3 separate regions of the Mus musculus genome follow, and all the other regions are linked to region 2. A link is a loop called in an ENCODE intact Hi-C map of the cell type or tissue named here. Cell type or tissue: gastrocnemius. All regions are shown on one strand.

Evidence for each region. Hi-C counts contacts between places; a loop is a spot of excess contacts. Peaks named below come from ENCODE experiments on the same cell type or tissue, not always from the same donor. Only the 100,000 strongest peaks of a DNase experiment are listed, where the experiment ranks them.
Region 1: it touches region 2 in a loop (2.9-fold over the local background); 13 of 42 quality-filtered maps call a loop at or near these places.
Region 3: a loop joins it to region 2, with 6 times the contacts of the local background. A loop is called at or near these places in 6 of 42 quality-filtered maps.

The regions. Positions count from the first base shown.
Region 1 is chr7:18,960,497-18,968,496 of GRCm38, forward strand. Nova2 (NOVA alternative splicing regulator 2) reads left to right here. Exons shown (of 4, transcript NM_001029877.3): 4 at 1-4,823. Among named protein-coding and RNA genes, the nearest start is that of Gm38952, 7.0 kb to the left of the region's middle. In gastrocnemius, no CTCF peak of the experiment used is centred here; a DNase peak (open chromatin) is centred at 3,062.
Region 2 is chr7:18,893,783-18,901,782 of GRCm38, forward strand. Ccdc61 (coiled-coil domain containing 61) reads right to left here. Exons shown (of 14, transcript NM_001033314.3): 4 at 7,137-7,294; 5 at 5,776-5,931; 6 at 153-363; 7 at 1-67. Among named protein-coding and RNA genes, the nearest start is that of Ccdc61, 13 kb to the right of the region's middle. In gastrocnemius, a CTCF peak has its summit at 3,003 (motif pointing right); DNase peaks (open chromatin) are centred at 3, 251 and 2,943; H3K4me3 peaks cover 785 bases; H3K27ac peaks cover 655 bases.
Region 3 is chr7:19,019,783-19,027,782 of GRCm38, forward strand. Foxa3 (forkhead box A3) reads right to left here and starts at 3,757. Exons shown (of 2, transcript NM_008260.2): 1 at 3,567-3,757. The coding sequence starts at 3,635. Sympk (symplekin) reads left to right here and starts at 4,595. Exons shown (of 27, transcript NM_026605.2): 1 at 4,595-4,724. In gastrocnemius, a CTCF peak has its summit at 3,888 (motif pointing left); DNase peaks (open chromatin) are centred at 2,596, 3,745 and 4,540; H3K4me3 peaks cover 2,788 bases; H3K27ac peaks cover 1,801 bases.

The sequences.
Region 1 (8,000 bases), 67 kb after region 2:
CTCCATCCATTCCTAGGTCTTCCAGACCCTGCTCTTCTCCATGGCTTTGGGGATATCTGGCCTCCTTGTTTCTATCCCTACAAAGGAGCTGGGAGGAGAGAGACCACCCAGATGATGCCTACTACAGCCTTCAAGCCTGGGAGGCCCCCCCTACCCCGTGCTAGAGAGCCACCCCAAAATCAAAATGTGAAAATCCCTAGAAAGCAATAGCCTTCGAGGTACCTCGCACTGACTCCCCCTCCCCCAGCCCTTCCACAGGAATGGGAGGCTATGGCTTGAGCACTGGGGTGACTTTTTTCCATGTCCTCATCTCCCCAGTGAGGGGCAGGCCCCATTTCCTTGACACACCCCCATCTCCCACCTCCTATCGCTGCTGCCCCTTTATCCCTAATCTCCACCCTGAGCCCAGATGGAGATTTTAGTGCCAAAACAATTCTTGATACCACTTTGTACATATCTTCTACAGTTGGGGCTGCTGAGATTGGAGGTGGGGGCCGGCCCACAGGGCCATTGCTCCCCTCCACCTCTTAAATGACCTTACAGTATTTCATGTAGCTCCACCTGCATGTGGGTAGTAAAGTATCTAGCTGGAATCCCCCCCCCCCCGCGCGCGCGCGCCCGTAAAACCCTCAGGCTCCATGAGGAGGGGAAGGAATAGGGGTGAAGCAATGTCCAGGATGGGTAGGTGGGATAAAGACACTCTATTTGTAAATCATCTGTGCCCTCTCTTGGACAGCCTGCTTTCCATAAGCCCATTGGCTGGAGTCTGGGTCCATTCCCTGTGTGACATGCCCGTGTTCTCAGGGATCCATTCCCCCACCAGCCAGGGCTATCTGAAAAGTAGTTTGCTAGCTTAGTAAGCTGGTCCACTCACCATGTTGGTGAGTGAGGAGTGGCACACCTCCCCACCCGCATTGTACCCTGGGAAATTCCATCATCTTCCCTATCCCTTGAAAATCCCTTCTGAAATCCAACCTCAGTCTTTCTGTACTGTAGTTGGTCCAGAAGGGATACATAATGCAGGTCAGGGATGAGAATTACTTTTAAAATAATAGTAATAACAAAGCTCATTCCCCGCCCCTTCTGCCTGTTAGCCAATCAGATCGCAAAGGATCTGACCGGCCTCCTTGCATCCCACTCTTCAGCACCAGTAGGTGCTTAGTAAGATAGTTAAGTGTTGCCTGCATTGAACTGTCTCATCTGCCCTCCTGCTTCCGATACCCCTGCCCCCAGCATTCTCCTCTGCCTCCCTAAGGCCCACTGGGTTTTCCTCTTGTGGTTGCCCCTCCCCCACGGTTCTCTGTCCTGTCTCTACCTTTGTCTGTATTCTTCTCCTCCTGAATTCTCGACTCTCATTTCCCCTTTAAAAGCAAAAAGTGCCAAACTTCCTCGGAACTGAGCCGATCTGGGGTGGGGGGATGAGGATCTTAGATGGAGGGAGGAAACCACCTCTCTTAGAGGGGGGGGGGCCTTAAGAGGCAAAGAAAACACTTTAGGATGCTGAGCTAAATTGGATCCCCTTCCTCGTTCCTCTCACCCTGAGTTTTTTCTTAGAATCTTTATAAGAAAAAAAGAAAAAGAAAAAAAAAACATTTTCAACTAACCCCTACTTTTTTGGATTCCTCTCCCCCAAATTCCACCAGCCAAGGAGAACCCCCTTTGCCTTTCTCTGGGCAAATCCATTGAAACTGGGGATGGAGAGAAAGACTCCACCCTCTTTTGCTAGCCCAACGGGGTGGCTGCTGGGGAAGGACCTCAAAGCATGACAAGAGGGGTTCGAAAGTGCCAAATTTCACCTTCTTCATCCTGTCTTGGGCAGGGCTCTGAGCCAGCCTGCCCGGTCATCAGCTTTGCCCTCTCCCAGCCATCTCTCCGTGGGCGGGAAAATTTTGCCGCAATAATTAGCAGGGCAGGGATCGGAAGGCAGGGATTTTGCAGTCTCTGTCTGTACTGGACTTGGAGGTGGGAATTATGGGAGCGTGGCAAGAGTCTTTAAAATGGTTGGGGACCTATACTCGGAATATTACGGTACCACTTGTTTTCCCACGGTATTTTTTTTTTTTTCCTCTCTCCACTCTTGACCAACCAAATCCCTTGGAATATCGGACCTCCGTTCCCACCTCAGTTCTGTTTCTTCAGCCCGCCCCTGTGGCCAACACCATCCTTATTACTTTATGGCTAGCTGGTCTCCAGCTATTTGAAAAAGGAGAGGAGGTTCTCCCTTGCATGGACTCTTGCTGTTTCGAGCCTAACAGGTTAATTTGCAAAAGCGTTCACCAGAGCAGCGGTGAAGGTGGCAATCTAGGCGTCCAGGATGCTCCACTAGGTTGTACACCTGTCGGACAGCCAGACAGGCCTTCTGCCCAGGGCATCAGCCCCAAGCGCCATCCGGAATTGAGGCCGGCGTCGTCAAAACCTGAACTGGTTGTCACCATGGGGGAGCACAGAACCGCAATACCCAGGTCGGGGGGCAGAGAAGCCTGGTTTACGCTTTGTGGAGTGTGGACACCGAGCCTTGCGGTCCGAGCCCTCTCTCCACCACAGTCAGCGGTCTCGATGCCCCAGCTGGTGTGTCCGTTCCATCGGGTCCCCACGGCTATCATCGGAGGCATAGACAACCTCCCGCTTAGTGGCAGGAGGGAGGGAAAGTCTCTGGAGGGTGGTGGTGGTGAAGACTGCTGGTTTTTAACCCCTTCTCAGACAGTCTAGGACACTGGTCTCCTTAGAATTAATATAGGGAGACCCTCCTCCTTCCTCCCTTCCCCCCACCCCCTCCCACCCCCCACAAAACCACCAACCTCTCATCTTCTAAGTGACTCCATCACCACCGGCCACCACGGGAACCTGCGGCCTCATTGCTCCAGCCCGCCCCACTCGACCGTCAGACTCGCTCCATCGAACTCTTTTAATTAACCCTTTCTGTGTTCATCCCACGGAAAACCTGTGTGTCTGGCAGGGAAGCCAGGGGGGTGGATGCTAAGGGCAGTTGCTACCTTCCCTCCATCTCCTCCCAGCGCCCATGCCTCCCCATGCCATGCCCCAATCCTTATCCCTCACCCCTTAGGATCCGCCTCCCCTGGGGGCACAGGGATCTTCTAGAAATACCTTTGCAGTTTGGCTTTGCAAAGGCCGGCCTAGGGGGCGTGGCCTCCCCATCGGAGCGCTCACTCTGACTGTCCTCCCCGTTGCCCCCACCCACTCCCCACGCCTTCATTGTAAATAGTCACTTTTGTACTTGGTTTGAGCCAGGCGACGTGGGGAGTGTCTCTCTCTTTCTCTCTCTCTCTCTCTCTCTCTCTCTCTCTCTCTCTCTCTCTCTCTCTCTTATTTGTGTTGGCATCTCAACTCCTGGAGGCATGGTCCACATCCCGGTTCGATTTGGGAGAAACCCAAGGTGTGCCCCGCCAAAATGTTAAGGATCTCGAGAGAACAGTATTAACTCGGACAGCTGGCTGGGGTGCACAGGTCCTCCGACCGGGAGGAGGGAGAGAAAGCCTTTGTTCTTGAGATCCTGTGAAATGGGTTCGTTCTCCGAGCTTTCTGAAGAACCTTGGTGGAGCTGAGAATTGAATCTCTCCTCTGCTTCCTCTGTTGGAGGCTGGCTCAAAAAGAATGGCTTTGGGATGGGGCAGTCTTTGGAGAATTGACTGCTGAATTCTTCCTGGGACCTGAAGCTAACCTCTGGTAGGCTTGTTTTCTTGCAAAGAGGTAGTCAGATGAACATCCCTCTCCAACCGTTAGAGGAAAGGTCCAAGCCCCGCGGCTGGCCCTGCCTGCTGCCACTCTGCCGCATTATAGTTTGCGGGTGGGACGGGCAGTGAAGTGGCCATGCCTCCAGTTTCTCCATTCAAACCCCTCTTAACTGATTTCCTTCCATCCTCTTTGACCAGCGCCGCCGCCCACTTCCTCTCTGCCACCTCCAGAAGCTCTTGGCTGGGGTCACCGCACTCTCTTCCCTATCCCCCCATCGCCATGCCTGGGCCATGCCCACATCTCCCACCCACTCACCCACCCCCCAGTGTCCGTTGTGTGACCTAGTGCACCATGTATTAGCTTCCATGGACCCCCCCCCCCACCTACCCACTCCCCGCTCCCACCACACCCCTCCCCCACCCCTTCTCCCTCGGCGACTTCACCTTTTTTTGCCGCGATAAACGTCATCTCAGCATCTGTGTCTAATGTTGTCTTTTTTGCTTGGCATCACACACGCCTTCTTAACCCATCCCCTTCCCTCTCCCTCCTCCCTGACACCTCCACCCTCATCCTCAACTCTTTTCCCCTTTGTCCCCCATCCCCCACCCAGGGCTCTGGGCATTTAAGGGAGGGGGGACCTTTAAGGATGGTCTCAGAGGAGGGAGGGGTGTGTTCTCTGATTTGGGTGAACAAATGAGAGTAAGCATGGCCAAAGAAAGTAAGTGTTTCAAGGCTGAACTTGTCCATCCAATATCCAGTCCTGGGAACCATGGTCACCAGCAGCCACACATACACAGAACCCACAGACAGCTCCTGGACACCCGTGTCCACTGGGAGCAGCTCCTCGACTCCAGTAGCACCAGAATAGCCCGGGGCCAGGTGCTTGGAGCGATGCAAGACCCCACCTCAGACCCCTGAGATTTTGCCCATCTGAGCCACCAACCTTGCCAACTGTAGAATGAAAAGGTTTTTTTTTTAAATGTTATTTCTACATCAATTGTTTATGCTTGAATTTAATACATCATTCACTTTTTAAAGGGTTTATTAAGCACCTATGTGTAAGGCACTGTTCTAAGTGCCAAAGTTAGAAAATGAACTAAACAGACCCAAACATGTCTGCCTTCAGGGAATGTGTGTTCTACTGGAATCCAAATTCTTTCTTAACCTAAAGCCTGGCACACAATACACACACACACACAGAACACATCTGGGGGCTTCAGGCCATCAGCCAGAGGGGTAAGTCTGGCAAACACAGAACCAGTTCCCAACCCCTGAACAGCATTTGCGTGGGAAACTCTGGCTTGAGAAAATCCAAGATGGCACCAGGCGTGGCGGCGCAGGTTTGTCATCACATCACAGGAAGAGAAAGGGAAGTGGATTGATTAGCAAGAGCTGGAAGTCAGCTTGGGGATTCCTGAGGGCTGGTGGCCAACCTGAGCCGTAGCTAATGAGTTCCCAGCCAGGCTGAGTTACATAGCAAGACCCTGTCTCAAAAAAGCTAAAGAGAAAGAAGAAAATAAACCCAAGATAGGGTCTGGTTGCTATCGCAAGCAAGCCTCCATGGGCATGGGGTAGCCACAGCCAATTCCCAACATGCACTGCTCCTTTGTGTTAACTGCCTCTCCCCCTGGATGGGTTGAAGGATGCAGCCCCTGAGAAAATGCTTAACAAAAATGACCTGCATTTTAGAAGTTAACCATGATGCTGGAAACCTGACATGGAGACAGATTGTTGGAAGTGTGTAGGCTGCGTGTTCTACAGGGAGTGAAGAAGGGGGATACGGCCCAGAACACCTCCTATCCTCTCTGGGTCTGAGTCTCCACAAATAGAAAGCGCCCTTCATAGGTGTGCTTACCTTCTGGAATATCGTATAAGGATGTGTCGATCACTTCATCAGCGTCTAACAACACTGCTTAACAGGCGGTGGTTACCTGGAAGCTCCCCAGCTATAAAAAGCAAAAACCAAGAGAGGAGAGGGTGGGAGGAGAGAGGCTGGAGACCCCGACAAAGTAAGAGATCCCGATGGGGCTGAAGAGAAGTGCGGACCTGAAAATGAGTATCAACTGCTTAAGGAGGTTTCATTCATGCATGTGTTTATCCATTCATCCCACAAATGTTTGTAACCAGAGTGTAATGGTACAGATTTATAATCTCAGCTACTTGGGAGGCTGCAAGAAAAGGTTTGGAAGAAAGCTCAAGGCTTGTCTGGGCTATAGAGCAAGTTTAAGAATGGCTTGAATGCTGGGCAGTAGTGGCGCACACCTTTAATCCCAGCACTTGGGAGGCAGAAGCAGGTGGATTTCTGAGTTCGAGGCCAGCCTGGTCTACAGAGTGAGTTCCAGGACAGCCAGGGCTACAGAGAAACCCTATCTTGGAAAAAAAAAAAAAGAATGGCTTGAAAAAATTCAGTGAGAGCCTATTTCAAAATTATAAATACAAATTTGGCTGGTATATAACTTAGTGGTAGAGCCCCTGCCTAAAATCCCCCAGTGAGGGGCTGGGGGTGTGGCTCAGTGGTAGAGCCCCTGCCTAGAATCCCCCAGTGAGGGGCTGGGGGTGTGGCTCAGTGGTAGTGGCCGCAACTATCAAACTTCAGTTCCCAGGTTTAATCCTTAGTGCAGCTTTGAGAAGCCAGGCTTGGAGGCTGTGCTCAATGGTACACACAAGCAGATCTCTGAATTTGAGGCCAGCATAGTCTAATTAGAGAGTTCTAGACCAGACACAGCTGCACAGCATAAGGGGGAAAGGGGGGGGGAGTATAAACAGGATGTGTGGGTGGTAAACACCTGTAATCTCAGCATTTTCCAGGTAAAACAAAGAGGATTTTCAGTTCAAGGGCAGCCTCAGCAAGTTCAAAACCTAGTCTACAAAAGACTTTGCAGGGGTCGATGCACTAAACACATAACCATCAGAACTGTATGTACATACAGCAATCCATATCTGCTCAACTCCCAGCACACAGTAGGTTCTCAAACCATGAATCACAGGTTCCTATGGTCCTGACCTGACACTATCGAGAAGTTATTTGGAGGCAGGGCCACTTTAGAAAGAACGATTTTCCACCTAGAAGTGGGTGGGGCACTATGGGCAGCTCTGCTGACCTCTCTGGCCTTGGAGATGGAAAGAGGAGGTCAGGACCAATGTGAGTTGTTAGTTGATGGGCGTAGAACAGTGGAGGCAGGTGATATTCCTGAAGTGAGATGGAGGAAAATTGCAGAAAAGTTGCCTGGAGCAAAAGAAAGAGTGCAGGGATGGCAGCAGGAGGGAAAGAGGTTGTCCAGGTGAGTGTGTAAAGGGCACAGGTCACTGCATGTCACACTCTGGAGTCAAGTCATTCAGAGAGGAAGGATATGAGGGATCCCAGCTGAGACCCAGGATTGATAGTATCAGGCCATCCTGGGCAGTACACTGGGTACAACCCCAGCAACACTGTAAGACCCTGGAGAGGGAGGTGGGGATGACAGGTGACAAGAAAAGAAAAAGGTGAGCTTCTACTTGCCTTAGGTGACAGGAAGTGCTGGCTGCCCACACTACACTGGGCCCACACTACACAAGGGCCCACACTACACTGACTGTAGCAACGAACTGCCAAGCTGCCTTTCCCTCTAGTCAAGCTTCCCGCTAAGGCGTCTGATTGATGGGGCCAAACTCCGACCACACAGCTTCCTGGGAAATGTAGTTTTAGCCTTCTGCCTCAGCAGCCCCTGCCAGTGTACTAGCCCTTCGAAAAGAGCTCCAGTTTCGCCACATTTCTGCACGCACTTTCCCAATCAGTGAACTTGTCTCGGTTTCCATTTACACCTGTCTCTCACTTTCAGTCTTTCTGTGAATCTCTCTCTGGTTTTAGGTTGGTTTCTCTCTCTCTCTCTCTCTCTCTCTCTCTTTCTCTTTTCTTTCAGGACATACTTTATTCTTTGGCAATTCCATACTTGTATACAATGTATCTTAATCATACCTCTCCCTCTTCTCCCACAACGCCCCTCAACAGGATCCCTCTCTCCTCCATGCCCTCTCCTTTTGGTTTTGGGGTTTTTTGAGATGTGGTCTCACTCTGTAGCCTAGGTTAGCCTCAAGCCACCCTTTTGTCTCAGCCTCTTCAAGGTTAGAATTATAGGCTTGGGCCTCTTCTCTGAGCTGTTTTTGTTTGTTTCTATTATTTACAGATTTAAAGACTTTTTTTAAAAATTATTTTTCATTGTTTTTAATTAGGTGTCTTTTAGGTGTCTGTGGGTGGGCGTGTGCATGTGAGTGGAGGTGCCCGGTGAAGAATAGGAAGTTCTCCTAACTGCCGAGCCATCCCTTCAGTG
Region 2 (8,000 bases):
CCAGCTCGCTGTTCAGTGTCTTGAGCCTTGCACGCAGATTGCGCTCCGATGCCTTCACCTCCTCGAGCTGCGGAGGGAAACAGGGACCGCTGAGGTCCAGAGCAGGCCGACGACGTCCACTGCGGCGCCCCCTCCCCGCATCCGCCCCTCACCTCCTTAGCCAGTCGGCGACTATCCTGGCTGCGGCGGCCAGCAGCCCGACCCCCGAGGCCACGCTCCTGCCGTAACTCCAGCTCTAGGCCCCTCACCAGCCCACGCAACGACTCGGCCTCCTGGCGTGCTGCCCGCCCCGCCAGAGCCTCCTCTCGGGAGCGGCCCAGCTGTGCCTCCAGCTCCCGCTTCTCAGACGTCAAGCGGGTCACCCTGCGAGGTGGGAGAGGGGAACTGAATACTCTGTGAGCCCCTGCTCGCTGCTCCACAGTTGGCAACCCCCCAAAGCCCCCCCGAAGAAAGAGGAATGCAGTCCCCGGGGAGGGGTCTGTTCCTGTCACCTCCCTCCGAAGCAAGAAGGATGCTGAAACCACTTCACTTTCACCCTAGTGACATGGTGACCTGGGTAAAAGATGCCTGCAGCAAGCCTAGGCCAACTGACCTTGTTCCCACCTCCTAGCTTTTCCCAGCCAGATTTTCTATTTGTCAGCCAAAACCAACTGATTAGGTCCCTACCCTGCTCAAAGATCCTTAAGAAAGCACCACATACACAAGGCTCTCCTTCCCCGCTGCTTATAAATAGCAAGAAGCAAAGGTAACCAAGTGTCCAGGGACAGAACTAGTTGAATTTCCCTGCGCATCCACAGTGAAGTGCCTTCGTGACAAGAAAGGAGTGCTGATTTTCACTATTTTACCCAGTGTAGAATGTATGCACCAAGTCCTCTTTGTAAAAAGAAATGGGAGGGACTAAAAATTATCTGAGTTTGTTCGTATTTTGAAAAACATAAATGAAAAACGTTCAAATAGAGAAGGAGCCGCCTATGCGGAGAGGGGAAGAACAGACAGAGAAACTGGACCTCTCTGGATGCACCCCTAGCTCCAGCTTTGACTCTGGAACTATGAAAATACTTTGTGTTGGCTCTGGTTATATTGACCAGGCTGATCTTGAATTTCTGAGTTCAAGCAATGCTCCTGCCTCAGGAACCAGGGCTGGAGGGAGGGGACAATCAACAGGCTCCAAGAAACAAATGTACTTAAAAGAAAGAATAACACTGCAGAATTCTGATGTGACTAGAACACAGGGTTTTAACAAGTGGGATACAGAGATTCAGGGCAAAAGAGGCTGCAAAGAAATCTAACCTTTATTCCAAAGTCTCACTAGTGATTGCATTGGTATTGTTCAGAATAAAGAAAATAATTGTTGGGCTGGAGAGATGGCTCAGAGGTTAAGAGCACTGACTGCTCTTCCAGAGGTCCTGAGTTCAATTCCCATTACCCCCATGGTGGCTCACAACCATCTGAATGGGATTTGATGCCCTCTTCTGGAGTGTCTGAAGACAGCTACAGTGTACTTACATATAATAAATAAATAAATCTTTAAAAAAAAAAAAAGGAAGGAAGAAAGGAAGGAATTGTTACTGAGGCTGGAGAGATGGCTCAACAACTAACAGCCTTGGCTGTTCTTCCAGAGGACCCGGGTTCAATTCCCAGCACCCTCCTTTTTTTTCTTTTTTCTTTTCAGTTTTTCGAGACAGGGTTTCTCTGTGTATCCCTGGCTGTCTTGGAGCTCACTTTGTAGACCAGGCTGGCCTCGAACTCAAAAATCCACCTGCCTCTGCCTCCCAAGTGCTAGGATTAAAGGCGTGCGCCACCACTGCCTGGCAATTCCCAGCACCCTCAATGGCAGCTCACATCTGTATTGTAACTCCAGTTCCAGAGGATCTGACACCTTCACACAGATAGGCATGCAGGCAAAGCACCAATGCACATAAGATAAAAATAATCATTAAAAAATTGTTACTCTTTGGAAACTATGATTTTTCTGCATCAGAGAAACCTGGGTGCAAAATCAAGGAAAAAGTAAGAATAGACAGTATATTCTTTTTCTAAAACTATACTTGTCTTCTGGCTCTTTCCAGTAAGGAAAAAAAAAATCTAAATGCAACAACAGATCATGTCCAAAACAAAACAAAACAAAAAAGCTGGGCAGTAGTGGCACATACCTTTAATCCCAGCACTTGAGATGCAGAGGCAGGCGGATTTCTGAGTTCTTAGGCCAGCCTGGTCTACAGAGTGAGTTCCAGGACAGCCAGAGCTATACAGAGAAACCCTGTCTCAAAAAAATAAATAAATAAAAATAAAACAAGATAAAATAAAATCATGCTAACATTACCTCCTGATAAAATAAATAAATAATTTTGGAAAACTAGTGATAGACCACCCACCTAGTAACCCGGAATGAGACACTGGGGGCGTGGCTCAGTGGTAGAGCCCCTGCCTAGAATCCTCCACAGAGGATTCTAGATCAGTGGTAGAGCACTCACTGAGTATGCACAATATCTGGGTCCTATGTCTGAAACTTAAAAAATTAAAAACTCCTGGGGTCCTTCCAAAAGGATATAGAACCCAACATGAACAGATCTACCTGGCCAAAGACAACACCAACATGAAATCAAAATCCACTGTAATGAATGTATCAGGTCACATCTATGAGGTGAATACTGTTCCCCGCCCCTTCCAAAGTGCCCAAAGATATCCATGGCCTTCTCCTAAGCCTGTGAGCATTCCACTGTTTGGCAAAAAGTGACTTTTTTAGATCTGCTATGAACGGTGAGATGAAAGGCCTCTCCTGAATTATCAGGGCAGATCACAACCTGAGATTAGAAACAGAAGAAGGGAGGGGAATGTGACCTCAGAGGCTCAGACCAGATTGCCAGGACAGAAGCCAAAGCACAGCTGCAGCTGCCAGGTGTTGGAGAGGCAAGAAAGGGATTCTCCCAAGGGCCCATGGGAGGACGGCCCCACTGACCCCTGCGCTGCAGCCAGTGAGCACCATTTCAGACACCAGCCTCCAGAGGGAGCCAGAATACACTTGTAGTGATTTTTCATTTGGTTTTATTTTTATTGCATTTCTTTATTTGTGTGTATGCACGAGACACAACTGCGTGTCATAGCATTCATGTGGAACAGAAGGCAATGAGTGGGGACTTGATTCTCCCCTTCGACCACGTGGGTCCCAGAGACTGAATTCAAAGCAGCAGGCTTAGTGGCAAGCACCTTTACTGGGTGAGCTATCTCGCTGACCCCATCCAATGTGTCGTTTTTGCTGTTGCTGTTGTTTTATTTTGGTTTTCGAGATAGGGTTTCCTCTGTGTAGCCCTGGCTGTCCTGGAACTCTCTCTGTAGACCAGAACTCACAGAGAACCATCGCCTGCATCCACAGGATTAGAATTTTATGTGTGTGTCACTGTACCCAGCAGACCACTCCAGTGTTTTGAGCTACCTGTCTATGGAGAATGGGAGCCACCTCTATATTCTGTCAGAGATGAGCAAAAATGAAAGACTCAGCACTGATCACTCCTGGGGAAACACACCTCAGGGGCATGCTGCTTTACTCCAGCCAACAAGAGCTCAAAGAATCATGGACTTAGATCATCCCCTAATAGACGTCAGTCTAGCCAACAGGCTCAAGAACTGACAAAATGTGGTGGCACACGCCTTTGTTCACAACACTTAGGAGGCAGAGACAGGTGAGTCTCTGAGTTCAAGTCCAGCCTGGCTTACAGAGTGAGTTCTAGACCAGCGAGGGCTACACAGAGAAACCCTGTCTCATACAAGGATGGAAGGAGGGGAACAAGACAAGAGCAAAACACAGTGGACACCTATAATCTCAGTACTTGGGAGGCAGAGTCAGGGATAGCCTTGCCTAACTAGCAAACACATAAAATAGTTTTGTTTTGTTTTGTTTTGTTTTGTTTTTAAAGTAGGTAATGTATACATGTATACATATACACACACACACACATACACACACACACACACACACACACACACATACAGTGAGCACACACTGAGCAAGGCACATCAGTAATCCCCACTCTCCGCATGCCCTTCCTTCCACCAGCCTCTGTAGAGCGGGTACTTGTCAGCGTGGCCCTTCTGCCTTCTGCCAGGACTTCCTCCTGAGTAGCTCCTTGTGGGGAGGTGGTAACACAGGTGGTAACACAGAGCAGAGGGAGGAGGGCCAACAGATCAGGGTAAGCCTGGTCTGTGTAGCAAGCCTTGGGCTCCAAGAGAAAGAGGGACCGGCAGAGTCAGGACAGGACAGGGGGAGACACCAGCAGCTCAGAGATTTCAAGGTACCCTCTCCGTACCGTGGATGGGTAGAGGCCATAACCTTGTGGCCAATTTGGGAGGTGCATACAGGTACGGCCTAGTGGAAGACGAGGTCGCAGCCTCCCACTGTGTCCTTCCTCCACCTCACCTCTGATCAGCAGCACCCATGGGGCCTGCTACCCTGTATATTCCCACCCTCACTCACTCCTCTCTGGCAGCATTCAGCACTCAGTCTGCACTAGCACCTATGTGCCAACAGTGCCAAGATTCTGGCTTCATCCAAGACATAGCCTGCAAAAGTCACCTAAGATCTCTGAACTGGAACCTGGTGAAGACGGCAATGCCTGTCTCACAGGGCATGTCTGCTGTGAGGATAGCCACTTTCTGAACTCCATGGATCCACACATGTGCACAAACCCTCACACAGACACAAATGCATAATAAAATAAATCTTACAAAGAATACCATGGGAACTGAAACGTGACTTGGTTAGGTAACATACATGATGCTCTGGGTTCGATCCCCAGTACCACATAAACCATGCCAATCAGGAGTTCAAAGCCACCCTTGACTACAGAGAGCTTGAGGTCAGTCCTGAATATCTAAGGCCTTGTCCAAAAGAAAGAAAAAGGGGGATCAAAAAGATGGCTCAGTGTGTTTGCCGGTCCATAATGCTTGCCTGGCAACCTGAATTTGCCTCCGGAAACCCATGTTACTATAGGAGAAAACTGCCTCCACACACATGCCATGGTATGTGTACCCAAAAACATACACACACTCACCATGCACATGATAAACAAAGAACATACTTAATGTTTTTAATGTCACTAGTCCTTCTTAAAGAATTGGCCATTTCCAGGGGGAGCCCAACCCTTGCCTATAAATGATAGAACACAGCAGGAGTCAGCAAGGATGCCAGGAGCCTGCAATCTCTTCCTGTTCCCACCATAGTCCTACCTGCCTCGAGGACTGCATATGCTGCTTTGTCTACCTAGCACACTCTTATACTCTTCCTAACTCTTTCACTTAACCCACTCAAGACCTAACGGATCCTGGTCCAGCTCCCTTCCTGCCTCTTCCTCACCTCATCCCATGCAATAACATGTTCATGTGGCAATTGTTAACACCCACTCCCACTTGGCTAGGTACCCCAGGCAGAGAGCCAGGCGACACCAAGAGGTCAGCGTGTAGGCCACTCAGGCCACCCTTCCTTCCAGCCTCTCATCACCTTTGCTGATGTTGCTTCTGCTTCTGAACCTCTCTGGGACATGACCCCCCCCCCCCAGCCCTCCATATGCTGAATCTTTATCTGTGCATCTCCCTCACTGGCCTAGAGGCCCAGAAAGACAGAGCCATGGCTGTCAATCACTGCTGAATCCCCTGCACCCAACAAAAGGCAGAGAGGCAGAGCTGAGAAGGAAGAGAGCCAGTGTTCCCAAGGAGACAGATGATGGGCAGTGCCTGTCCCGTCTACCACATCCCCATCCACCACACACACCCCAGACTCACTGCTCCCTCAGGTGCCAGATCTCCGTCTCCCGAGCATCCTGGCCGCCATTCAGCCCTCGAAGATGACCCAACTCCTCCTTCAGTGAGCGGATGATGCCCTGCAGGACCACAGGGTCAGGCTTGCCCTGGTACGGGAGGGGCAGCGGGTAGTGAATCCTGAGAGAGGGGATCAGAACCGTGGCATCTCAGAGGCCAAGATCCACCCACCTGAGAGCACAGGTGCCTGTAAGCCAAAGAGCACAAGCACTCGCGGTCCCCAAGAGCTTTTATTTTGAAGGTTTTGCTTGTTTGGGTTCTTGAGACATGGTCTCTCTGTGTAGCTCTGGCTGTCCTAGAACTCTCTATGTAAACCAGGCTGGCCTCGAACTTAAGAGATCCACATGCCTCTTCCTCCTGAGTGCTGGGAAGTGGTTGATTCTAGGTGCTTTGTCCCACACACCACTGTGCCAAGTCATTCAAGCCCTGGTGCCCCTGAGCTTCTGCCTCCAGGATCTGGGGACACCTAGCTGGACGGTGCTGTCTGACTGTCCTGTCAAGCCTGCAGGGTAAGCACTGTCACATGATCTCTACAGGAAGAGCTATCTTCAAACACAACCCAACCTAGCCTCTCCCGGGAAGACAGTGGTTGGCCTGAGCTAAGTCAGCCCTGAGCTGCAGCAATGGCAGGATGCCTTCAGGTGGGGCCCACCATGCGGGTCCTATGGGATTGCCAACTTCTCAGTCACTAGCCCAGGCACCAGGACACACAGACCCTGTTACCCAGCTACTCAAGAGCCATTCCTGACTAGGTGTGCTTGTTCCATCCTGTAATATCAGCTCTCAGGAGGCTGAGGCAGGAGAACTACCATGAGTTTGAGGCCAGGCTGGGCTACATAGCAAGACTCTCTCTTTAAAAATAAAAGTGAAGGGCACAGAATGACTGGAGCAGTCAGGAGCACTGGCTGCTCTTACAGAGGTCTGGGGTTCAGTTCCCATACAAGACCAGCTAGTCTATGCCAATTGTGAGAAGTCTGCAGAGGACTTGCACAGCCCTGTCCCTTCTTCTTCAAATACACAAAGAACAAACAGAAAGCTCTCGAGTCCCTAAGAGGAATCTGAGCTGTGTGGTAAATGATTATGTTTAAAGCACTTGAGGATGTACTCATGGGCAGAGCACTTGCCTATCATGTACAAGGCATATTCAACTGCTAAAGTAAGGAAACAGGTACTGGCCAGTCTGTCACCTGCAGCCAGTCACAACAAGAAAATGACACAAAGCCCACAGACTCTGCAGGTGAAGTAAAATCATTCCAGCCTCCTGGCACTGGGGCTCCTCCCACCCCTGCCACCAGCCTGGGCCCTGAGCCCGCCCCTGTGCCCACCTGTCAAACTCCACCGAATAGATGAGAATGAGGTAGCGTTTGGAGTTGAGCTGGGCCGACCTGGGGGCCAAGGCACCTGGGCGGCCTCCCAGCTTGCGGCTGCGCAGAGACTCCAGGTCTGTGTAGGTGAGCAGGTCCAGGGTGACAGACTCACTGCTCTGTGGGAGAGGAGGAGGGGAGATGCGAAGGACATTCATAGCCACCATGGGACCATGGCCACCCTCCCAGACACTGTGCCAGGTCACAGGGTGCCTGAGCTCCTAACAAGGAGGCTGGTGGGCATGAAAGACCCAGGACAGGCACGAAGACATGATTGGAGGCATACGCTGGAGAAAACCTACGTACCAAAGCACCTCACACCTTCCTCAGAGAAACAACACATGCCCTTCCTGCTGCGCACAGCCCACTAACGAGGCCAAAGAACTAGTGAGGGATGAATGACCCCTTAGCAGAAAGTCAGCCAAAGCCTGGGCGTAGAAGCACACGCCTGTCTTCTCAGCACTGCGGAAGTGGAGGTGGGAGGATCAGGAGCTCAAGGCCATCCTCAGCCAAGTCTAAGGTCAGCCTGGGCTACAGGAGGTGAATGAAAGGGAAGGGAAAGAAAAGATGGAAAGATGGAAAAAAGAAAGATGGAGAGAGAGAGAGGGGGAGGGAGGGAGGGAGGGAGGGAGGGGAATTAGAGAGAAGGGGTCAGGAAGAGAGAACTCAAGCCAGTGACAGCCAAGGATGACAGGGGCCAACACTTGGGTTCTGGGTAACTAACTCCTGAACACTGGCTTCCCACACAGACAAAGCAGATGATGGAGTAGTGCAGATCACACATCCCGGGCAAAGTGCAAGATCCATCGGTGCTGTTTGGAGTGG
Region 3 (8,000 bases), 130 kb after region 2:
CATTAGCTGGACTCGAGGTCCAGAAAACAAAGGAACCTGCCAGAACAGCGAAGAGTCACAGGCAGGTTACAACCACCTTCACCAGACTCTCCAGTTAGCTCTTTTTTTTTTTTTTTTGGTTTTGGTTTTTTCGAGACAGGGTTTCTCTGTGTAGCCCTGGCTGTCCTGGAACTCACTTTGTAGACCAGGCTGGCCTCGAACTCAGAAATCTGCCTGCCTCTGCCTCCTGAGTGCTGGTATTAAAGGCATGCGCTACCACGCCCGGCTCCAGGTAGCTCATTTCTCCTTCCCTTTGACAAGAGCGTTAGGCAGCCCAAGCTAGCCTTGAGCTAACATAGGATAATCTCCAACTTCTGCCGCTACCTCCCAAAAGCAGAGATTACAAGCATGGGCCAGCAGGACCAGCACAGTTGGTTTCTACCATGCTGGGGACAAAGCCAGGGCTGCCTGCACGCCAAGCAAGCGTTTTACCAACGTGATCCAGCCTACACCCCAGATAGCTTTTTTTGCTCTTCACATTTTTCATTATATGTAGGTATCTGTATGTGGATATCTGCAAGTGAGTGTGGGTGCTGGGGGCGGGGGCAGAAGAGGGTTTCAGCCTCTGGATTGGGAGTTACAGGCAGTTGTGAGCTGCCCAATGAGGATGCTGGGAATTGAACTCAGGTCCCCTTACAAGAGCAGTGCCCTACTCTTAACACCTGAGCGCCCGCTCTCTTCCCCTCTCTGTAGCAGCCACAGGAAGCTCCTTCTAGCAGACGAGGATGGCCAGCCCCTACTGCCCCCACCTCTCAGTGCAGACTTTACAGGTGTTGCCACCACACAGGGCTCTGTAAGCAGTTTTCTGTTTGTTCTCTCACGGTCTTCTTCCCTCCTCTCCCTCCCTCCTTCTGACACAGGATCTTACTATACTGCCCTGGCTACCTTCAACTGTGTGGCAATTCCCCTGCCTCCCCCTCCCTTGTGCTGGGATTAAAGGTGTTTACCACCCCCACCCCCACCCCACCCCGCTCTCCCGCTGTCCAGTCCTGTGTCTGGACCCTAACTCTAACCCTCCCCTCCTCCCCGTCTATCTCCCCAGTCTTCTCTCCTCTCACTTAGTGCTTGCTTGTCACTCACTGCCTCAGTCTCCCTTCCTTGGTATTCTCTTTCTCCCTTTCCCCACTCCCCTTGTCTGCAGTAATTCTTTGTATTGCCATCGCTCCAGGAGCCCAGTTCCTCCTCTCCTCCATGCTGTGGTCTTCCCACCCTGGTAGGCTGTTTCTGTCCCCACCTCCGGTCTTCGAGGGTAAAGTGTTGGCCTCAGGGGGATCCACACAGCCTCTTAATCCCTTGGCACCTCACTCCACTTCTCCAACTTTAGGACACCAGGGCTTTCCTTTTCTGGCTCCCCACCCACCCGGAAGTCCTTCTTGAGGTCTGACCTCAAGCACTCCAGCTGCTCTCATCCACCCTAGGCTTTCCCACGCCCCATGGCTGGGATGAACCCCTGACGTCCGGGTCTGAACCGGATCTCCCCTCCCTCAGGGTGCGGCTGAGAGTGGGGGGAAGCCCTCAGGAGACCTGCCTCCTCACCTGGGAGTCTGGAATTTCTATTTGTTTCCTTATTATTTCTGGAGAAGTGTGTGCTAGTGAGCAAAGCCTGGTGACTTACCAGTTCCAGAACCAACCCACCCCAGCACACTGCAAGGTGCCTTACTGCCCTTCTCTGCAATTGGGGGTGGGGGCAGAGGGGAGTTGTTGGGGTAGCTGATGTGTATCTAAGGTCCCAGGGAGTTACTCCGGGATGCTCAGTTTCTGAGAGCCGGCTAGCCAGAGTAAGACACAGGTATCCACTTGCCCCCCACCAGCAGTTGGGGTTTTTTTTTTTTTTTTGTTGTTTTGTTTTTCTGTTTTGTTTTTTTTTGTTTTTTGTTTTTGTGGGGCGGGTGGCCTTGTCCATTCTTAGTTCCAGATGAATGTACCCCACCCACACTGTTCTCAAGAGGGAGGTGGGCTCTCCTGTGCTGTGCAGGTGCTGTTGGTGCCCTGCGGAAAGAAGTCAGGGGCACCTTCAGACTTTAGCTCCAAACCTTTCCATTAGTTCGTTTTGTGGATACTTCCAAATGACATGTAAGCTGGCCCTCACCTAACTCTCCTTCCCCCAAAGTCTCATTCTGTAGATTAAGCTTGCTATGTAGTCGACCTTAGAACTTCTCATCCTCCTGCCTCAGCTTTCCAAATGCTAGGTTTACAGGCATGCATATCCACAACTGGTCTGTCAATTTCCGTCAGCCTCTACATACACTGTCTCCTCAACTGAGGGCTGGGGAGCATTCACACAGTACTCCCAAATTTTAGTTTTTCTTCTCTAGAACCCTCAACTAACTTCTTCAGATGTGTCCCCAGAAGGACAGACTTGTAGTTGGCTCTCTTAAATCCAATGCTCAAACTCCCAATGACCTGAGATACCACCCTGGCTTCTGCCTTCCTACAAAGTCACCAACACCTCCAGCCCCCTCCCTTTCTACTTCTGCACACTCCCAATTCCTTCCCGGTCAGCTCTGCCCCACCTCACACCTCACCAGACCTAGGACAGGCCCCTCCCGGGCACCTCGCCAACTCCAAGACCAGCTACCCCTAGGGATCCAGGAGTCCAATTCCACAACTTGGAAATACAGACCCTAGCCACCTCCCTCAGCCGCTGAAGCTTGACTTGTTCGAGAGCCCCCCCCCCCCACCTTAAGCCGTCTATGTCAGGAGCTCATGGGTCCAGAACCTCGGCCCTTCTCCCCACCATCACAATATGGACTACAGGGTGCAGAAGCACTCGGACAAACGGGAGTTAGACGTGAAGAGGGACTTTCTGTTTGTTGGGGTGAAGGAATTAATGTAAGTCTAGCAATGCCTAGATGGTGTACATTCTGGAGAGCCCCTGCTGAGGGTCGGGGTAAGGATGGCTGACTCCTGCCACACAGATGTGGATCCTCTTGTCTTTTGATCTTCCAAGGCTGACGTCATCTGAGGACTAGTCTACCTAAGCCACCTGTTACATTAGATTCCTCAGAAGGACCCCCGACCACCCTATTTGTGCCCCTACCTTAGCTCCTCAGCTGATCTTTATCCCGGAACCTCAATTCTGACCCCCGACTGCCCGAAGTCCCCCAACCCCCGTCTTCAACCCTGAATTCCGGCACAAACTTTTCCTTACTGCGGACTACCAATGCCTCTTAGTCTCTGTATTTCTCCTCTCTACTACAGAACTCATTTCTCGAGGTCCTCCAGCTCTATCGCTCTACCCTAGAGCTCCGGTTCCCACCTCCAATTTGTTCATTCGACTCAGGGGCTCGACACCTTTCAAGTATAACTTCGAGGTTTCATTGCTAACATTTTCTTCCGTTGGAAGCAAGCCTTCGCATGGATCTGCAGTCTAAATCGTTCTCCCAAACCTTGTCCCCCGACTCCCACACCTAGAATCTGTGTCCTCAGGTCTGTTGCTCCCACCTGGGCCCACACCACAGCGCCTGCTTGCATTTAAGCCCCACACCTGCCCCCCATTTCCCGCTCCGCCATCCCCGAGGACACACCTCGCCCGCCTCCGGGTAGTAGCTCCACTCGGCCAGGTCATGAGCCTCCATCTTCACTGAGCCCAGCATCCCCGGGGCCTGCGCCCCCACACACCCAGGCTGAGGCCCCCCTGGGGGAACCGAGTGCTTCGGTCTCTCTACAGGCACTAGCCCCGAGTTCCGACCTGAGGCACACAGCCCGGGAGTCCCGCTGGCCCAGGCGCCTTGGGAGGCAGCCACTTTTTATAGCCGGGACACCCCCTCCCGGGCCCGCCCCGGGCTCCCCGCCCGCCTCCCCGAGCGCGGCGCCCTCGGATTGGGGCGCCCCCTGCGGGATCTCAAGAAGAGAGACCTCAGGCACTGGGAGCCTCGGTCCTGGCACCTGGAAGCTTGCGATGGATGAAGAGTCGGGGACTACAAGGCGTGGGGTAGAGAGCCACACCCTGCTGATCCCAAAAGCCCTAGAGCAACAGAGCGGGAGCCGGGGAATCTTTCTGCCTCTAAGTGTTTCATCATCTCCAGCTAAAGGAGGGAAACTCTAGAACCCCGCATGTCTTCCACGAAAGAAAGGAGGTTGACAGAGCTCAGGACTCCACAAGTCCCTATACAACACCGTTTAAGTAGCCCGCAGAGATTCCTGAAACCACATTCCCATTGGACAGACAGGAAGACTGAGGCTTTTGACGTCTGCGAATGTTGCAGGCTCCGTACAGAGTCAGGGTCGGCGGTGGAAAGGCTCAGGGCTTCTGCTCAGACCCCATTAAGGCACCAGATCTCCTCTAAGACCCAGAAACTCCACTCACAGCACTCTCCACTCAACGTTAGCCAGCCGTCTAGGGAGAGGGACTCCGGACCGCTGGGAACTCCATTTCCCAGAAGCCTTCGTTCCCATTTCCGTCCGGCGCCTGCGCAGCGCGGACTACATTTCCCAGAAGGCATGGCGCTCGAAGGCCGGAAATGGCGGCCGCTCCGGTGGACGCCCGGGGAGGGCGGGCGGCTGCCGACGCGGCACGCCTTAGGGGCGGGGACCGGCCGCGGTGCCGGACTCCATTTCCCGGCGGCCCTACTAGTGCAGCGCCTGCGCCGTGTCACGGCGGCGGGCGGAAGATGGCGGCGGCGGCAGCGTCTGCGGAGAGGCGCTGCTGAGGGGGCGCGAGGGGGACAGAGGCCGGAGTCGCGGTGAGCGGGTGGCGGCGTGAGGTCCTGGGGTGGGGGGAGGGGGGGCGCTGACAAGGCCGGGGCGCGAGCGATGGGGAGGGCCTCGGCGAGGGCCGGGAGCAGCGGGGTCGCGGGCCCCCGCTTCTTCCCACACTGCTCGGGACCCATCCTTGCCTTCTTTGGCTTCCCGGTCCCCCGGGGCCAAAGTTCCACCGTGGCCGCGCAGACCTCCTGGGCCACCAGCCTGGCCCTGGCTCGTCCCCCGCTCCGCACACTGCTGCACCGGGCCCTTCACTTCCCCAGACTGGCCGTGTGCGAAGCTTCCCACCTCCGGGCCTTTGCACAGGCTGTTCCTCCCCAGTGTCCCCCGCCCTGGAAACGTGCTGTTATCCTTCGGCCTAACTCCCTTTCATCTTCGGGGTTGGGGGGCTCGGCACCCCACGTCACTGCCCCTGCAAAACCTCCGTTTGCCTCCCTCCTTCCTCAAATCCGCCTGCTGAAGGCTCTCCTAGGTCCCCTTGCCTTGCCTTCTCGTCACGTGTGGTCGAACTTGTTATTAGGATTTTATTTGTGTGCTGCGTGAGGAGGTCCCTGACCCTGGGCTCTGTGTAAGAGAGGACAGAGTGTGTCCTGGTGCCTGCCTCCCAGCACAGCTCGCGCCCAACATACACTGGTGTTGCTTAGGCGATGCTCGTTGAATGAATACAGAAAATACAAAAAACAAACAAACAAACAAACAAACAAAAACACTTGGAGATCCACTCTTTAGGATAACGGGAAAGTCATCGTACTTCCTGGTGGGAGGGGCGGTTCAATGCTGAGCACACAACCAGAGAGGGGAAAACAGTGTTAATGTTTCTGATAGCCAGACTGCAAACATCCCGGCTGTCCTTCAGTGGGAAGTCTAGCAGAAATCACTATATTTACGTAATAAAATGATTTGCAACCGTGGAAAGAAAGGAAGGTGGAAAATAGACTGAGCTCAGTATTTACTAAGAGAAAAAAAAGTGAAATAGAAAATAGTTTCTATAAAGTTGACCATCAGCTTGTCTTGGAAGTTCACATGCGTGGATTCAGCCAATCTTAAGATTGAAATAGTCAGGAAAATGGTTTACACTGACTTTAAAATTTTACATCCTCCCTCAACAATACAATGTAACAACGTTGTTTACATTGTATGTTGAATTAGGTCATCTGGAGGTGATTTAAGCCAGACTTGATGACACAGACCTAGTTAAGAGACTGGGGCAGGGGGATTACAAAGTTACTTGGCACACAAGTGCTCTTACTATACAAGCCCTGAGTTCCCCAGCTAGCACAGCCTAAGAGATGATAACAGTATGCTAGAAGGTCTGTGTAGCACTTGAACACACTGGGAATGGAGCATGGGGCTTTGTGCATAGTAAAAACCTGAATACCAAGTGAGCTATGTGCCCAGCCCAACAGTGCCTCATCCATCACCTCCTCCTCCTCCACCGCCACTACCTCCAGGTTTCTCTTTGTAGCCTTGGTTGTCCTGGAACTCACTTGGCAGACCAAGCTGGTCTTGAATTTGTAGAGCTACGTCTGCCTCTGCCTCCCAAGTAACTGGTATTAAAGGTGTGTACCAGCACCTGGCTTTCTTTCTCCCCCACCCCTTTTCTCTTTCTCTCTCTCTCTCTCTCTCTCTCTCTCTCTCTTTCTTTCTTTCTTTCTTCCAGCGACTCCAGATGGGTTTCAAACTGAGAGCGTCTTACCTCTGCCCAGAGTGCTGGGATTAAAGGGGTATGTCACCCTATCTGGCCAAACAGTGCTGTTTTAATTTACGGCCTGATTTTTGATATGAAGGGAGTCCTGGGGGTCAATTTCTGATACCGATAGGCAGCTGAACATCCATTTTACTAATTAAAAAAAGAAAAAAAGAAAAACAAAAAAGAGAAATAGGAATATATACTCAAGACAAAACAAAGCCCAGAAGATTAAAGAGGAAGGGGAGTTTTGCTGGTTCTTGGTGTATCATCCAGAAGGAGGGTGGAGTTCCTTATGTTCTGGTTCCAGGAGCAGTGTGGTATGTCATGTGGCCATGCCCCTTGGCTTAATGAACAGACATGTGGCATGGCAATGGTCAGAAGCATGGAACAAAAGGAATGCATTGGATGTGGGGTGTGTGTGTGTGTGTGTGTGTGTGTACATTTGGAGTAGGGAAGGCCTCACTAAGGAGGCCCTCTTCTGGGGGCAGAAGAGGCCAGCTGACAGCAGGGTGGCCAGAGGGAGGTGGAGGCCTTGAGGACAGGGCTGTGGCTATGGCCCTGACTCTAAGCAATATGTGGAACTGACCGGCAGCCTTCACATCTTTTTTTTTTTTTTTTTTTTTTTTTTCTTAGTTTTTCGAGACAGGGTTTCTCTGTATAGCCCTGGCTGTCCTGGAACTCACTCTGTAGACCAGGCTGGCCTCGAACTCAGAAATCCGCCTGCCTCTGCCTCCCAAGTGCTGGGACTAAAGGCGTGCGCCACCACGCCCGGCTAGCCATCACATCTTTAAAAAGATAAAACTTAGCCAGGCTAGTGGCTCATGCCTTTAGTCAGCACTGGGAGGCAGAGGTAGGCAGATCTCTGAGTTTGACGCCAGCCTGGTCTACATAGGGTTTATAATCCACTTAGACCTACCAAATTACTTCCACTCCATAGCTTTAAAGAAAAAGATCCTGGCAATAAACTTATTTATTTGCATGTGATGTCTAGCAGGGGTGTTGCTATTTAGTTTATAGGTTAATCCCATTTAAAATGAGTTACCTCCACCAGAGGTGGCAGCACATGCCTTTATTCCAAGCACTCGGCAGATGAATCTCTGTTCAAGGCTAGCCTTGTCTACAGAACAAATTCTAGAACAGGGTTACACAAAGAAGCCTTGTCTCGAAAAAACAAAAGAGCAAAAACAAAACAAAAAAGATAACAAAACCTTAGTTACCAGCAATATTGTCTTCTAGATTTTCAGTTGCCCCATTTATATTTAGGAGTAATCTAAGCTGGCTTTTTAAATTTAAGTTTTATGTTTATTTTGCATATATGGACTATTGCTTCTATTTATGTCTCTGCACCAAGTGTATGTGGAGGCCAGGGTCTCACATCCCCTAGGACTAGAGTTAGAGTTTTGAGCTGTCCTGTGGGTGCTGGGGATCAACAAACTCAGGTTCTCTGGAGGAGCAGCCAGTGGCTTTCACCAGCTGAGCTGACTCTCCAGCCTCAGTTCTATCTTTTAAAACACCTAGTTTAGCCTTTTTCTCTTCTTCACACTGTATCCAGCTCAGTGTAATCCTC